2 separate regions of the Homo sapiens genome follow, and region 2 is linked to region 1. A link is a loop called in an ENCODE intact Hi-C map of the cell type or tissue named here. Cell type or tissue: IMR-90. All regions are shown on one strand. Each heading gives the region's core, and the rest is flanking DNA. Links, peaks and the distances in the headings are about the cores only.

Evidence for each region. Hi-C counts contacts between places; a loop is a spot of excess contacts. Peaks named below come from ENCODE experiments on the same cell type or tissue, not always from the same donor. Only the 100,000 strongest peaks of a DNase experiment are listed, where the experiment ranks them.
Region 2: a loop joins it to region 1, with 6 times the contacts of the local background. A loop is called at or near these places in 3 of 110 quality-filtered maps.

The regions. Positions count from the first base shown.
Region 1 is chr9:120,474,359-120,482,844 of GRCh38, forward strand. CDK5RAP2 (CDK5 regulatory subunit associated protein 2) reads right to left here. Exons shown (of 38, transcript NM_018249.6): 15 at 2,992-3,092. Among named protein-coding and RNA genes, the nearest start is that of CDK5RAP2, 100 kb to the right of the region's middle. In IMR-90, for the core only: a CTCF peak has its summit at 3,254 (motif pointing left); a DNase peak (open chromatin) is centred at 3,423; H3K27ac peaks cover 1,100 bases.
Region 2 is chr9:120,362,833-120,371,318 of GRCh38, forward strand. It overlaps LOC105376253 (a long non-coding RNA gene), which reads right to left and starts at 4,023. Exons shown (of 3, transcript XR_002956934.2): 1 at 3,836-4,023. RefSeq lists a silencer at 6,025-6,225. In IMR-90, for the core only: a CTCF peak has its summit at 4,084; a DNase peak (open chromatin) is centred at 4,019; H3K27ac peaks cover 201 bases.

The DNA of each region.
Region 1 (8,486 bases), core at 179-8,178:
TGGCCATGTCTGGAGACATTTTTGGTTGTTACAACTGCCATGGGAGGATCAGGTGTGCCGACCCTCCCATGGTAGAGGCCGGGGATTGTTAAACATCTTACAAAGCACAGGACATGCCCTCATGACAAAAAAATTATCCAGCCTCAAAGCCTCATACTGCTGAGGCTGAGAAATCCTGAGTTACAGGGAAACTGTGCTAGTCCTCAAGATGGGGAGTGTATCAGCAAGAACCTGGGTTGGGAGCCAAGACGACCTAAGCACTGATAATCCTTCACTGCGGAACACCGGGTGTCTTAGAATGCACATTTCCACTTCTGTAATTTGGGGATCATCCACCAACTTCTAAGTGCTGCTGTGAAGAATAAATAGTAAAAGTGAAAGGATCAGCCACATTCTTGCTCACAATGAGTTTCCTCCCTTCTTGACTTCCCTTTCCAGTTTTAATCACAGTACATCATCTGTCTTCAGGGTCATCCACCTTTCCTGTCAATTTCCAGAGTGAACAGTGCTGGAGTTACAGAAGAGAGCTCTACCTTCCTTAGCCCACATTCTGCCCTCTGGATATGCCAAGGTCTGAGGATTCAAAAACCTCCTGTAAACTAAGTTTATGCATGATGAAATATTGAGACATATGTAAGCTTTTCATGCTGTCATTATTCTTAAGAAATCTTACCATTTACTGAGTGCTTACTACATGCCAGGAAGTATTAGGTCTTTACACAGTGTCCTCTCTAGTTTCAACACAACCCTGTAAAGCAGGTAGACATCTAAGTAGGTAGGTAAGTAGGCAGACCAGCCAATCTCAATTTCACAAACACACTGAGGCTCAGGGTGAGAAATTACTTACCCAAGAGCTCAGGGCTGCTGAGTGGCAGAGCTGAGATGTGGACCTAGGTCTGTCTCCCACTGAATGTATTACAAGTCTGAAGATGAACAGGAAGCCTTTTAAGAAACCTTGTTAGTCCCGGTTAGTCTTTGTTAGTCCGAGTTAGCCCTGACCCGCCTCAGTCCCATCCAAGTTTTCATTCATTAAGAAAGAGCCTGTGAAACTTGGGAGCCCCTCATGAAGCTGAGAAGACTCAGGAGCAACCATATCCACCCACAAGGCCTCTCAGTACCCAGAATCAACCTGGCTCCTACCCAGAGAAGCTGCGCAATTGAAATGAAATGTGTCCACTCCCTCTGTGAGTTTCCACACGACTCAACCCCCAGTGCCCCCCACTGCTCGCTCCCACCGCCCACCTCCCCCAACACCACTTGCCAAGTGAAAATGACCAGCAGCTGAGGTTTCTTGAAAAAACTCACTTTCAGAGAGTGACGCCTACTCCCAGAATTTCAGCAGCATGTTTTCATTTTCCCTAAACTCATTTCCTATGAAAAAATCTGGAAATTATCTCATAATTTAGAAGATCAACATGGCAGGGAGGGGCATTCCTGCACAGAACATTTCCCAAATGCCTACTCTGTACCAGGCCCTGGGGAGCAGAGACAGTAAGGTGGGACCCCTGCCCTGAGGGAGCTCCAACACAGGTGAGGAGGCAGAGCAGGCACAGACGGCTACAGAAGGTGACCTCCCCACGCAGGGCAGAAACACAGAGAGGCAACTGTTTTGGGGATTAGCTGGGCTGCCTGACAAATGTAACATTCAAGCTAAATTCTAAAGGACTGGGAGGAGACAAAGTAGGGGAAAGGTTGGGAATAGAAGGGTAGGAAACACAGGTGAAGGTACAGGCAGGAACACACAGCCCAGGGAACGATAAAGAGCTCACTATGGTAAGAGCAGAGGACATATGAGAGGGAGAAATGAGGGGTGATTCTTTTTTAACTTTTCATTATAGAAAATTTTAGACATATACAAAAGGAAAAAAAAAAAACTACTGTAATGAACCTCTCCCCCATCTACACATACCCCAGCCCCAACAATCAGAGAGCCAGGGCCAATCTTGTTCTTTTGATATTCCCACCCACGTCCTCAGCTTCTGCACTGTTTGGAAATGAATCCCAGACATCATATCCTTTCAGCTGTACCCATCCCACTGTGTAGAGAGAGGTGACCAACACTTGTAATCCCAGCACTTTGGGAGGCGGAGGTGGGTGGATCCTGAGGTCAGGAGATCAAGACCATCCTGGCTAACATGGTGAAACACCATCTCTACTAAAAATGCAAAAAATTAGCCGGGCGTGGTGGTATGTGCCTGTAGTCCCAACTACTTGGGAGGCTGAGGCAGGAGAATCGCTTGAACCCGGGAGGCGGAGGTTGCAGTGAGCCGAGATCCTGCCACTGCACTCCAGCCTGGGCAACAGAGCAAGACTCCATCTCAAAAAAAAAAAAAAAAAGGACTTCTCAATTCTGAGAAGTCCCTGAGGCCAACCCTGTGTGTACAGACACATGGACAGAGGCCCAGAGCAGCACTTGCCTGTGGACACAGAGCTAGAAAGTGGGAGAGTCAGGGCTAGAACAAGGCCTCTATCCTAGAGTTGGCTCTCCCCACCACACCTTGCTGGCAGCAACTCATTTCAGCAATTCTGCAGAGATAGGGAGACTTGCTTGAGTCCCAGGGTTCTGTCACTTGACATCTGTGTGACTTTGAGCAAGTCACTTACCCTATCTTAGTTTTCATGACCTTATAGAAAACACAGGGATAGCATTATTATTACTTCACAGAAAGGCTGTGAGGATCATATGAGATAATACACATAGAAGCACTTTCTAAATATATAATAAAGTATTTTTAAAACCTGAGTAATCATGATTTTAAAACCTGAGTAATCAATTTTGTTGCCAAAAATCAGACAATTCTTGATAGAAAACAGGTATATGTGACTATCAAATAGGGCAGTCGCCACCCAAGCTTTATAAGCTCCATAAGCAAACTGGCAGGGCTTTGCTGCCTTAGAGATCAGCACTGATTGAAAGGGTGTGTGCGTGTATGCGCGTGCATGTGTGTGTGTTCGCATTCACATGTGTGATGTCCAGACAGAAACGCTTACCTGTCTGATTCCTGCAGAGATTTGACCAGATGGGTATAGATGTCCTGCTCTTTCTTTAAGACCTGAATCAGCTCTTCATAGTCTGATGATTGTTTCTTTTCCTGGAAATGACAATGGGCATTTGACATTAAGGAAAGAATTTTGAAAGAGTACATCCTTATATTATGCAAACATATGTAGCTAGTCCCAGTTTTTAAAATCAAACGAAGGTGAGAGAGGCCCTGTGCCTGGCTCTGGCTCAGGCCACAGTCAGAGAGCACCACCTTCAGGAGGAGTGGGGAATGACTGCCCATCACTCATCCCAGAACAAAGCAGAGAGCTGAGCTTCCAATACTGCTTCCAACAGCTGCTAGGAAGACGCACCAGCTATGGGATTAGCCCATCATGAGTCTGTCATCCCTCAGAGCTGCTGTTCATCGTTTTTAAAACACTACAAAAAAAATATCTTTCCATATTCACTGTTGCTCCAAAGAAGAGAAATTCACAAACCAAAACCTGGCAAGTACTGGGGACTAGGGATTTAGTTACAGTCAAGTAGAAGAGGTCAACTGAGGTATTCTTGGGAGGCATCCAGAACACAGTGATGATGAAGAAATCTGAGTTGGATCTCTGCCACTTACTGGAGGTATGATCTTGGGTAAGTAGCTTAACAAAACTCTATGAGCTTCAGTCTCCTCATTTATGAAATGTGGATGTCATTTTATGAATTCACATTCACAAATGTGAAATTTTTTAATGTTCAAAATTTGGTTCTGCCACCTACCAGTTCTGAGACTCTGGGAAGTTACTTACTAGGAGCCTTGGTATTCTCACCTGTAAAACTGGTGGACAATTACCACTGCCTTATGGAGTTACAGAGCAGATGAAAGATAAATTGCATACTGTAAGGAACCAGGGATACCTGGAGAAATGGCTGATTCCCGTATTAGGACAAGGAAAATCAGGAACAATAAAAGATATGTGTATAGCATTTTATTGTGCCAAAAAATGAGGAAGTGCTTATAGAACAGTGGTTGCCAGGGGCTGGAGGGATGAGGATATGGGAGATGTTGGTGAAAGGGAACAAAGTTTTAGTTACGCAAGATGAATAAATTCCAGAGATGTAATATACAGCATGATGACTATATGTAACAATACCCTGGCCAGGCACAGCGGCTCACACCTATAATCCCAGCTCTGTGGGAGGCCAAGGCGGGAAAATCACTTGAGGCCCGGAGTTCAAGACCAGCCTGGGCAACATAGTGAGACCCCCGCCTCTACAAAAAAGTAAAAGATAAAAACATTCGCTGGATATGGTGGCATGCACCTATAGTCCCAGCTATTTGGGAGGCTAAGACAGGAGGATCCCTTGAGCCCAGAAGTTTGAGACTGCAATGAGCTAGGATCATACCACTGCACTGAAGCCTGGGCAACAGAGCAAGACCCTGAAATAACAAACAAACAAACAAAAAATACTGTATTTTACACTTGAAATGTGCCAGGAGGGTAGATTTTAGGTTTTTTCATCACACAAAAAAAGGTAACAATGTGAGATGATCGATATGCCAATTAATTTGATTATGGTGATCATTTCACAATGTATATATATATCCAAATATCTAGTGTACCTTAAATACATGCAATTTTAATTTGTCAATTATAACTCAAAGCTGAAAAAATTTTTAAAGAAATGCTTAAATAATGATGGAATGTTGTCAAAAGGACACACAGACCCAGTTTGGAAAGGCTCCCACAAGCCAAATCTGGGATGATTTGAGCATTGAAATAATGAGTAATGGTTTATAACCCACTGATAATAACTGATAGTAACAGATTATAACCCACCAAATAAAACAGGAATTCATAAATCCATATTGATATGAATAGGAGGGAAAAAGAGTAGGTTTTTCTTTATAGAAAAATGATGATGACTAATAAATGTAAAAAGAATAATGGAATTAGAAAAATCACCCTTCGCCAACCATCACAGTAATAAATAATTCAGCCAAGAAACACAAAAGGATGCTAAAACTAGTAGGTAAAAGTCAAGATGTTTACATAGACTCAAAACACCTCCCCCAAAATACTTATTAAATACAAAGGGAAAAAAGCATAACTAGACAGTCAAGACACCTGGCAGACACTATCTTGATAAAGTTATCAAAGTTAGCATGGCCAGTAATGGGGCAAATCCAACTGTGTACCATCAGACAGGACACAATGAGAAGAACATAGCATCGCTACTGTGATATTCCTGCCAAAGATGCATAAACTGAATCTAATCAGCAAGAAAACACCAGACAAACAACCCAAACTGAAGGGACATTCTATGGTATAACTGGCCCAGGCACTTCAAAAGTGTCAAGGTTATGAAAGTCAAGGAAAGATTTTAGAACTGTTCCAAACTAAAGACTAAAGAATCAAGACTATTAAATGCAAGGCATGATCCTGAATAGGATCCTTTCACTACAAAGGGTGTTATTGAGACAACTGATGAAATTCAAATGAGTCTGAGGATTAGAAGGTAGCAATGAAGGAAATCAGTCCAGGCTAATTTCCTGGTTGTAGTGGCTGGGCTGAGGTTATACAGGAGAATGTTCCTGTTTACAAGAAATATACACTAGCACATTCAGAGGGGACAAGGCTTCACATTGGCAACTTTCTCTCAAAAGGCTCAGAAAAAAATACAATCCTTTATTTTTGTATTTTTCTACAAATTTAAAACTATTTCAAAATAAGAAAAAATGTTAAAATAAAGTTAATGCATACAGAATATCCAGCATGATGCCTAGCACCAACTAAATGCTCTCTAAATGCTGGAGGCGGATGTTCAGTCCGTCAAGAAATTGGGGCTGCAAACAGCCTTTGTAGTTTATATTGACTTGTGTTTTCTCCTAAAGCTAAGACATACCACCTACGACAGGGGTTTTCAACTTGATTAAAATTTACAGGCTGTAGGAATATGAGCAAGGGAAAAAAATTACATCCCTATTTCCACTAACCTCTAACTGAAATTTAGCATTACCTTCAATTATGAATTGAAGGAATACTGCTATTGCTACAAACCATAGTAATACTAGTAGTATTACCTTGACTTTGTCATCAAAAGAAATAGTTATTTTGTATATGTTGCAGATATCTCAAAATATTCATTCTTATCACTACTTCATAGCTACGGCAGTTACTTATACTCACCACCATATCTTACTATTTAACATATTAATAAAGAAGCATCATTTCCATAGCATAATTTTTTTATATTTTGATAACCTAATTTCAAAATATTTGGTTTCCTTTAGTATCCTACACATATATTGTATGCATTTAAACATTTTTTCAAGATAGGGGTCTCTGGCTTCAGTAGATTGCCAAAAGGATGCAGAGGGCAAGAAAGGTGAAGAAGCCCTGATCCAGGAGAATACTGTTGTGCTTCCAATCCTGACAAAACAAGGCCAAGGCACCACCTGCCAATTAAAGCTTTTAAATGCTAAACCACCAGTCTGGTCATGATAAGTTAGTCATCCAGACTGCTGGAAATGTCAGGCCCTTTTGTAAATCATGCCACATGTCACTGGCACAAGGAGTTCCCAAATGCCTTTTGTACACAACAACAGTATCATGTGGGATTCTCTCAGCTCCCACCTGCACACAACCACGTGTGCAGCCAGAGGACCTCAGAGAAGAGTGGGGAGGATTTAAAGAGGACATGAAAACCAAGGAGGCTCTCCAGGGCCAGTGTGTCAGCCACCATGCTAAGTGCTTTCCAGGCATTTTCTCATTTAATCTTCACAATGACCCAATGTGCTTACGTGTTACTACACTCCCCATTTTAGAGATGAGGAAACTGTGACACACAAGGCTGTTCATGGTCAAGGTCAGGATGGTGAGGCCAGGTGTGGGCTTCAAGGCCCATGCTCTTCAGCCCACCCATCACTGCCCCATAATAGATGCCTTAAATATAATGCATCTGGGTGCTTGGCAAGGGTAACATCATCACTGTCAGCCACATAAAGGTCAGCCAAATAAAATAAGAAAAGCCAGTGACAAAATAAGAAAATCTATTGTTTCTTGAGCACCTAACATGAGAGGCAGTGATGATTAAGAGTGTGTGACTTTATGAACCATGTGACCTTGAACAAGTTACTCAACTTCTCTGTATGTCAATATTGTTTTCTTTTTTTTTTTTTTCTTTTTTTTTTTTTGAGATGGAGTCTCTCTCTGTCTCCCAGGCTAGAGTGCAGTGACGCACTCTCTGCTCAATGCAACCTCCACCTCCCAGGTTCAAGCAATTCTCCTGCCTTAGCCTCCCAAGTAGTTGGGACCACAGGCGCACACCGCCACACTCGGCTAATTTTTTGTATTTTAGTAGAGACGGGGTTTCACCGTGTTGCCCAGGATGGTTGCGAACTCCTGAGCTCAGGCAATCCGCCCACCTGGGCCTCCCAAAGTGCTGGGATTACAGGCGTGAGCCACCGTGCCGGGCCTGTATGTCAATATTCTTACCTCTAAGTAGTGGTAGTAATTCTACATATGTCCTGGAGCGTTAAAGAGATTAAATGAGTTAATCCAGACAAAGTTCTCAGAATGATGCCCGGCTTGAGGCAAACACTTGATATATGTCAGCTGTTACTATTATTCTTATGCTCCAAGTGCTATACTAGCTACCAACATATCATCTCTAGTTGCCACAGCATTCCAGGGAACTTCCCATTTTTCAGATGATGAAACTGACTCTCTGAGAGCAGAAGTAACTTGTTTGAGTCCACTAAGCTAGTAACTGCTACAGTCAGAATTTGTGCTTAAGTATGTAACTTCAAAGCCAACCAAGAAAGGTTGGGGAAAAAAAACAATAAATATGGATTTCTGATGGATGGCACAGAGACTCCAGGAATGTATGTATGTGGGACCCAGTATCTTAACAGGACCTCTGCAGGCTGGCTCTTAGTCCTAGAGGAGGACAGCCCACTGCCTGCCACACCAGGGCCTGGATATCAGTTCAGGCTCTTTTCTTCTTTCTGGCAGCTATTCCAAAGATTCCTCGGAATTTTCAGGCCACCATTCTCCTCAGCTCCTGCCCTCCTCCCTTCCTCCTACCCTTCCAACTCAGTGGAACTGGGAAATCCCTCCATCAGAGTCCCAGGGGGAATGCCTATCCCCTGAGACCCAGTGCTGTCATTTACCACTATCCACTGGCACACTCCAGGGCACTTCACAGGATCTGCTCCGGCCAAACCTCATCAGCAAGCCCTTCTTTGACTGATAAAGATGCCCTCCTCCAGCCCCCAGAGCTGGCGTGTCAGCCACCTGTTTACAAGGCTGAGGGCTCCTGGCAAGCAGCAGTGTCCTGAGCCAGGCACAGTGTCTGGCACAAATCAAACGCTGCCACAAATACTTGCTAAACTGATGATTAAGTAGGTAAGAGGGGAACTCAGAGACCGATATGAATCTTAAGAGAAGAGATTCCTGGGGATATTTTGCATAATGGAAGTCAGACTGAGTCAAAGTCTTCCTAGAAG
Region 2 (8,486 bases), core at 433-8,432, 110 kb before region 1:
CCCAGCAGGGGAAATGCCAGACACTTATAAAACCATCAGATCTTATGAGAACTCACTCATTATCACAACAGCATGGGGGAAACCATCCCCATGATCCAATTACTTCCACCTGGTCCTGCCCTTGATTATGGGGATTATGGGGATTGCAATTCAAGGTGAGATTTGGGTGGGGATACAGAGTCAAACCATATCATACCTCAACCTCCCAAGCAGCTGGGATTACAGGCATGCCACTATACCTGGCTTTTTTTTTTTTTCTTTTTGTAGAAATGGAGTTTTGCTATGTTGCCCAGGCTGGTTCTCGAATTCTGGGGTTCAAGCAGTCCTCCCACCTTGGCCTCCCAAAGTGCTGGGATTACAGGCATGAGCCATTGCACCTGGCCAAATTCATGTTTTTATAAGAAGAGGAAGAGACCCATGCCCCTCTCTCTCTCTGCCATGTGATGATATGGCGAGAAGACAGCTATCTATAAGCTAGGAAGAGAGCACTTACCAGGAACTGAATTGGCCAGCACCTTGATCTTGGATTCCTCAGCCTGCAGAACTGTGAGAAATAAACATCTAAACATCTGTTGTTTAAGCCTCACAGTTGGTAGTGTGTTATAGCAGCCCTCTGACTAAGACAGTCTAGGTGGAAGTGCTTCAAGGGCAGGGACCGGATCTGTCTTCTGCACCTTCCACAGACCTACTACAGCCTTATAGATGGGCCATTGAGTCCTAGATGGGACCTAACTGAATGCTCTAATCATGCAGGGGAATGAAAAGGTGACATTTGCTGTCCTTTTTCAGGTCTGGATTTGCACAGCTAATTCCTAGGAGATAGTTCTCATCTCCCTGGGGACAGAGGCAGCTCTCTTCTTGAGCCCTCCCTCTCCTTAGCTGTTGAGGCAAAGACCAAAGAAAGTGTGGTCAGCCTGGATCCTGCAGTGAGGAGAGGAAACTGAGAGTAGCCGACTCCAAAGTCAAGCACATTTGAAGCACCACCAATAGCAGCTAAGAGAGGCGACTGCTGACAGCCAGATCCCAGGCCTCTGCCTCCTACACCAAAGCTCCCTGCACTGCACTGTGACCTCCCTACTTTGCTCTAGTGCTTGAGATCTTATCAGAACAGAACTAGCAGAGGCTTGGGCAAGGCAATGATTAGGGGGGAGAGAGGGAGAGAGAGAGAGAAAGAGAGAGAGAGATTGATTTGTGGTCAGTAAGAGAAGCAATTCTTAATCTTCTCAGAGTGAGGAAGGTGATCCATACCAGATGGTTAGGATACAGAGGGACAAGAACCAGCAAAGTTCCTGCCTTTGAGGAACGTATATAATTTAACAGAAGAAAAAAAAAACAGAACAACACATAAACAAAGAAAATGTATGCATGCATATTTGATTATTTTAAAGGTGCACCAATTCTACATGTTTTATAGCAGCACAGGCTGGGCTGTATGGGGTGAAATTACATGGGGTCTAGAATTTGTTACTCAAGTGCATCCCTGGGGACTAGCAGAAACAATTTCACCTGGGAGCTTGTTAGAAATGCAAATGCTCAGATTTTACCCCAGAATTACCAAATCAGAATTTGGAATTTAATGAGATCCTCAGGTGATTCGTTAGCACATTAAATATTGAGAATCACTTCTCAATATTCTACATGTTCTAACATGTAGAATCACTTCTCAATATTTAATGGTGGTGGGGAGAGCACTAATTTCACAAAGAGAAAAAGGAAAAGAAATCAGGGGAAGTAAGGCAAGTAGAGAGGAATATTGATAGCTGTTATATACCCAAAAGTATATATATCATTCTATTATAAAGATATATGTGGCCAGGCACAGCGGCTCACGCCTTTAATCCTAGAATTTTGGGAGGCTAAGGCGAGCGGATCACGAGGTCAGGAGATCAAGACCATCCTGGCTAACATGGTGAATCCCCGTCTCTACTGAAATTACAAAAAATTAGCCGGGCGTGGTGGTGGGCGCCTGTAGTCCCTGCTACTCGGGAGACTGAGGCAGGAGAATGGCGTGAACCCGGGAGGCGGAGCTGGCAGTGAGTCAAGACCACGCCACTGCACTCCAGCCTGGGTGACAGAGCGAGACTCCATCTCAAAAAAGAAAAAAAAAAAAAAAAAAAAAAAAATATATATATATATATATGCATGTATGTGTATGTTTATTGCACCACTATCCACAATAGCAAAGATGTGGAGTCAACCTAAATATCCATCAGTGATAGATTGGATAAAGAGAATGTGGTACATAAACACCATGGAATACTATGCAGCCATAAAAAAGAATGAGATCATGTCCTTTGCAGAGACATGGATGGAGCTGGAAGCCACTATCCTTAGCAAACTAACACAGGAACAGAAAACCAAACACCACATGTTCTCACTCATAAGTGGGAGCTGAACGATGAGAACACATGGACACAGGGAGAGGAACAACACATACTGGGGCCTGTCAGAAGAGGGGAGAAGTGGGGAGAGGGCGAAGTTCAGGAAAAATAGCTAACGTGTGTTGGGCTTAACACTTAGGTGACAGGTCAATAGGTGCAGCAAACCACCGTGGCACACATTTACCTATGTAACAAACCTGCACATTCTGCACTTGTACCCCAGAATTTAAAATAATAAAAAAGAAAAGAAAAGAGGTTGAATTGGCTCATGGTTCTTCAAGCTGTATAGGGAATCATAGCGACTTCTGCTTCTGGGGAGGCCTCAGGAAACTTACAATTGTGGTGGAAGGCAAAGGGGAAGCAGGCTCATCTCACAGGGCCTGAGCAGAAAGGAGAGAGAGAAGAGGGGGAGGTTCACACACTTTTAAATGACCACATCTCATGAGAACTCACTCTCACTATCACAAGAACAGCACCAACAGGGAAATCTGTCCCCATGATTCAATCACCTCCCAGCAGGCCCCATCTCCAACACTGGGGATTACAATTCAACATGAGATTTGGGTGGGGACACAGATCCAAACCATATCACTGTTGAAACTGGATCATGGGCATCTGGGATTTCACCATGCTAGTCTCTGCTTTTGTATCTGTTTTAAAATGTTTGAAGTAAAAAAATAAGTAAAAACGCACCAACGAATTGACAGGGGAAAGCTGAGCAAACCACGATCCAAGACAGCAGAACTTACCCTGCGACTTCCAGAGAGGCTAAAAGAAGGTCCAGGCTCCAAGTCACTAATGCCAACAGCTGTGCTGGCCTCAGGGATGGGGATGTCATCAGGAGATTTGTCAAGGGGCTGCATTTGGGATGCTGGGGATACCTGCAGCCTTAGAGAACAGAAGGCACTAACGCCAAGCAGGATGAATGAGAAAGATGCAGCTCTAGGTGAGATTTTTGGCATTCCAAAGATAAGCAAGAAATTTTGTACCAGGCACACTGGGCTCATGCCTGTAATCCCAACACTTTGGGAGGCCAAGGCAGGCGGATGACTTGAGGTCAGGAGTTTCAGATCAGCCTGGCCAACATGGTGAAACCCCGTCTCTACTACAAAAAAGAAAAATTAGCCAGGCGTGGTGGCAGGTGCCTGTAATCCCAGCCACTTGGGAGGCGAGGCAGGATAATTGTTTGAACCTGGGAGGTGGGAATTGCAGTGAGCTGAGATCACGCCACTGCACTCCAGCCTGGGCAACAAGAGCGAGACTCCACCTCAAAAAAAAAAAAAAAGAGAGAAAATTTTAAACGCTTCTGGAGAGCAAAAACACTGCCTACCAAAGTTATCCACCCTACCGAATGCTGTAGGAAATAGCAAGGCCTCTATCTTAAATGCCTAGCGCTGCTGTAATCAATGACCACAGACTTAATGGCTTAAAACAACACAGATTTACTCTCTTACAGTTCTGGAGGTGAGAAGCCTGAAATGAGTTTCATTAGACAGAAACCAAGCTGTCCGACTGCACACCGTCCAGAGGCTCCAAAGGACACTCCGCTTGGTTTCCTGGCCTTTTCCAGCTTCTAGAGCTGCATTCCTTACATTCCTTGGCTCCCGGCCTCTTCCTGCTTCAAAGCCAGCAGGAGCACAGAACATTGCTTCAGTAGTCACATCATCTTCTTCCTCTCTAGATGAATCTCCCTCTACCTCCCTCTAGGAAGGACTCTTGGGATTACATTTAGGGCCCTCCTGAATAGTCCAGGATAATCTCTCCCTCTCAAGTTCCATAATCACATCTACAAAGTCCCCTTTGCCATATAATGTTCACAGATTCCAGGAATTAGGACCTGGATATTTTAGGGGAACCATTGAGCCTCCCACAGCTTCTAAATTCCAAAGAAAAGCAGTTTTACCCAGGGTTCTATAGTTCCACAGTTTGGAAAACAGTTCGGTGGTTCATCAACAAATTAAGCATAGAATTACCATACGATCTAACAATTTCACTCCTAAGCATCTACCCAAAATAACTGAAAGCAGGCTGGGCACAGTGGCTCACGCCTGTAATCCCAGCACTTTGGGAGGCCAAGGCGGGTGGATCATGAGGTCAGGAGATCGAGACCATCCTGGCTAACAAGGTGAAACCCCGTCTCTACTAAAAATACAAAAAAAAAATTAGCCGGGCATGGTGGCGGGCGCCTGTAGTCCCAGCTACTCGGGAGGCTGAGGCAGGAGAATGGCGTGAACCCGGGAAGCGGAGCTTGCAGTGAGCCGAGATTGCGCCACTGCAGTCCGCAGTCCGGCCTGGGCGACAGAGCGAGACTCCGTCTCAAAAAAAAAAAAAAAAAAATACAAAAAAATAGTTGGGCATGGCCTGTAGTCCCAGCTACCTGGGAGGCTGAAGTGGGAGAATCACCTGAGTCCAGGAGGTCGAGGCTGTAGTGAGCTGTGATTGCACCACTGCATTCCAGCCTGGGTGACAGGGTAAGACCCTGTCTCAAAAAAAAAAAAAGTAAAAAGAATTGAAAGCAGAAACTCAAACAAATATTGATACACAAATGTTCACAGCAACACTATTCACCATAGCCAAAAGGTGGAAACAACCCAAATATCCATCAATTGATGACAGGATAAATAAAATATGGTGCATCCATACAATGGAATATCATTCAGCTGTGAACAAGGAATGACGCACCCATACATGCTACAACATGGATGAACCTTAAAAACATTTTGTTACATGAAGAAGCCAGACACAAAAGGCCACATGTTATATGATTCCCTTTATATTAAATGTCCACAACAAGCAAATCCACAGAGATAGAAAGCAGATTAGTAGTTGCTGGGGGTGGTGAGAGGGAGGAATGAGGGGTGACTGCTTAATAGATGGAAGGTTTCCTTTTAGGGTAAGGAAAAAATTCTGGAACTAGACAGCAGCGATGAGTGCATGATATTATGAATGCGCTTAACACCACTGATTTATACACTTTAAAATCATTAAAATGGTAAGTTTGGCATTAAAGAGAAAAAGAGTAGACACAGGAAATAATGATATCTAAGGATAAGTTAAGATCAAGGAAAGTGCAAACCAAATTATAAGAGAATCTGCTGACCCTGATGTTTAGAACATTCCCTTTGAGCAGTAAGGGTTTCCAGACATAGAATTGATTACATTCTCATCTCTACAGGCCTAATCACATCACTTGGTTCTGCAGTGAGTATTTCCACAATCTAAAATATATAAATGATATTTTTATTGGGCTTAAAATTTTAGAAATAACCTATGGAGAAATCATGAAAGACCATTATGGTAACAGAGTGAATATAAATGTTATGAACCTTGACAATGTAAGAATAATTATTTAACAAGAATTGGGTGCAGATGGGAAACACAGAAGAAAGTGTAAGTACATGGACTTCTTTATTTTTCATAGCAGAGATCAATACTTACAATCCAAAAGAAATAAATCAAGAAATAGATAGTAGGTTATTAAAACTTAAAAAGGCAATCTGTAGAAGAAATAAGAATAATGTCTGTAACTGCAAAATTCAGCAAGGGACAGGAGAGTTGGAAGGCAATAAAGTGTGCTCAATTCCTCAACTTTCTCAGCAGAGAGGCAACAAATATGTCCAAAGAAGATGAGTCAAGAAATAGAACTATATTTAAAGCTTCAATTGTTGATAGACATCTGTTTTTGTTTGGTGAGAACACCCCTCTTTCCCTGGGGATACCCATTTGCATGTGTGAGGTAGGGCAGACCTGCCCTTGTGGCCACAGGAGTGGTCACATGACCCATCCTGGCCAATCAGAACCTTCCCTGGGACTTTTTCACCAGCACTGTTGGGGAAGATGCTGATTTTAGGCCAGCACTGTCAAGTCAGGAGAATGGTACCCTGGGGCTTTCTGTATCCATCTGCCTGCTACTGGACACGAATCTGCATATAGACTGAAGCAACATCAGAGCTGATGACATTATTGAATCCCTGGATGTGCCTGAAGCATATATTATTCTTCAGATTTCTGTTATCTTACCCATTGAATTCTCTCCTACCTCTTTTTTTGAGACAGACTCTCACTCTGTCACGCAGGCTGGAGAGCAGTGGCATGATCTCAGCTCATTTGCCGCCTCAACCTCCTGGGCTCGAGTGATCCTCCCACCTCAGCCTCCCAAGTAGTTGGAACTACAGGCACATGCCACCAGGCCTGGCTAATTTCTGTATTTTTTGTAGAGGCAGGGTTTCATCATGTTGCCCAAGCTGGTCTTGATCTCCCAGGCTCAAGCAGTCCACCCATCTCAGCCTCCCAAAGTGCTGGGATTGTAGGCATGAGGCACCATGCCGAGCTTGAATTCCCCTTTTGCTTAAAAAAAAAAGGCTGGGAAAGCCATTTGGCTCATATGTTCTGCTAATGTGTGGTGCTAACCCAGGGAATCTTCTAGAAAGAAGAGGAGTTCACCAGCAAGGAATTCCAGGAAAAGGTGTTAGAACCACAGCCCAAATGGTGACCCTAAGGCTTTCAGGATCAGGCCACCAGTGTTTTTCAGTGGCCAGAACACCATCTGGTACAGTGATGGTCACAAGGGGTGTGATCAAAACTCGACATTTGGACGGCCAGCCAAAAGTCCAAATCCTGCTAGGAGCTATGCAACTTGGACAAAATTCTTAGCATCTCTGACCTTAGCCTCCTTGTTACCAAAATAGAGATAATACTATCTACCCCATGGGGTTGTTGAGATGGTGAAATAAAACAGGAAAACGTACTTTATAAACACTCTGGGGTTTCATTTTTTATGATGATTAGTTCAGTTCCTTGGTCAGTCAAACTGCTTCTGTTCTCTGACCACAGATTGCATCCTACCTAATTCTGCCCAACCACCCCACAAATATATATATGCCATAATTCCCAAGTGGTGAGGGTGAGGGAGTGTGAATGACTCACTGCAGCCCCTTCCAATCACTGGAATGAAAATAGCTCCCCCAGTAATCATGGGTCACTCAGCTACAATTGTCTTCATTTTCTCCTCCTGCTTCTCCTTCTTCTTCCTACTAGGTATTTGATCGTCCGGTCCTTTCTTCCTTTAACTCTATTTTGCATTTATAAATGCCACCCTCAGCCAGGCGCTGTGGCTGACACCTGTAATCCCAGCACTTTGGGAGGCCGAGGTAGGCGGATCGCGAGGTCAGGAGTTCGAGACCAGCCTGGCCAACATAGTGAAACTCCATCTCCAATAAAAACACAACAACAAAAAAATTAGCCAGGTATGGTGGCGGGCACCTGTAATCCCAGCTACTCGGGAGGCTGAGGCAGGAGAATTGCTTGAATCTGGGAGGTGGAGGTTTCAGTGAGCTGAGATTGCACCACTGCACACCGGCCCGGGCAACAGCGAGAGACTCCGTCTCAAAAAAAAAAAAAAGAAAATTTAAAAAAATAAATAAATGCCATCCTCATGCAGAAATGGGATATTTGAGGGAGCAGGGTATGATTCAGGTGATCTGTGCCTCTGGATATGGTAAGAAAAATCACTGTGGAAGGAATAGTAATGGCTCTCCACTAAGATAGTGTCACTTGTGAATTAAGTGGTGTCAGCCTCCTTTTGTAAATTTTTATGGGTTTTTTTTTCTTATTGTAAAAGTAATATTGTTTTTATAATATTTTTATTGCAAGTAATATAAGTAATATTGTTTATTGCAGCAAACACAGAAAGATAAAGAAGGAAATAAAAGTCACCCACAATCCCACAATCCAGATTTAAACCCTGTTAACATTTTGGCGGACTCTGTTCCATTCAGTTTTACTAACACCCCTGAAATCATATCACATATTGCATCCTGCTTTCTCCATTCAACATTATATTATGAGCATATCTCCATTTCATTAACAATTCTCAAAGATTTTTTTTGGCCAGTATCATACTCCAGAGTACCAAAATCTATTTAATCAAGCTCCTATTATTGAATATTTTAGGTACTTCTAGTTTTTCACTACTGATCACTCAGCATAAATGTTTTCATCAGTTCAATAAGAGGCTTTAACCATTTGTATGCATTGTCATAGCTGGCACATTTAGCCTTGCTGCTCTCTTCGTTCACAGTAACACATCCAGGATGCCAGGTGGCC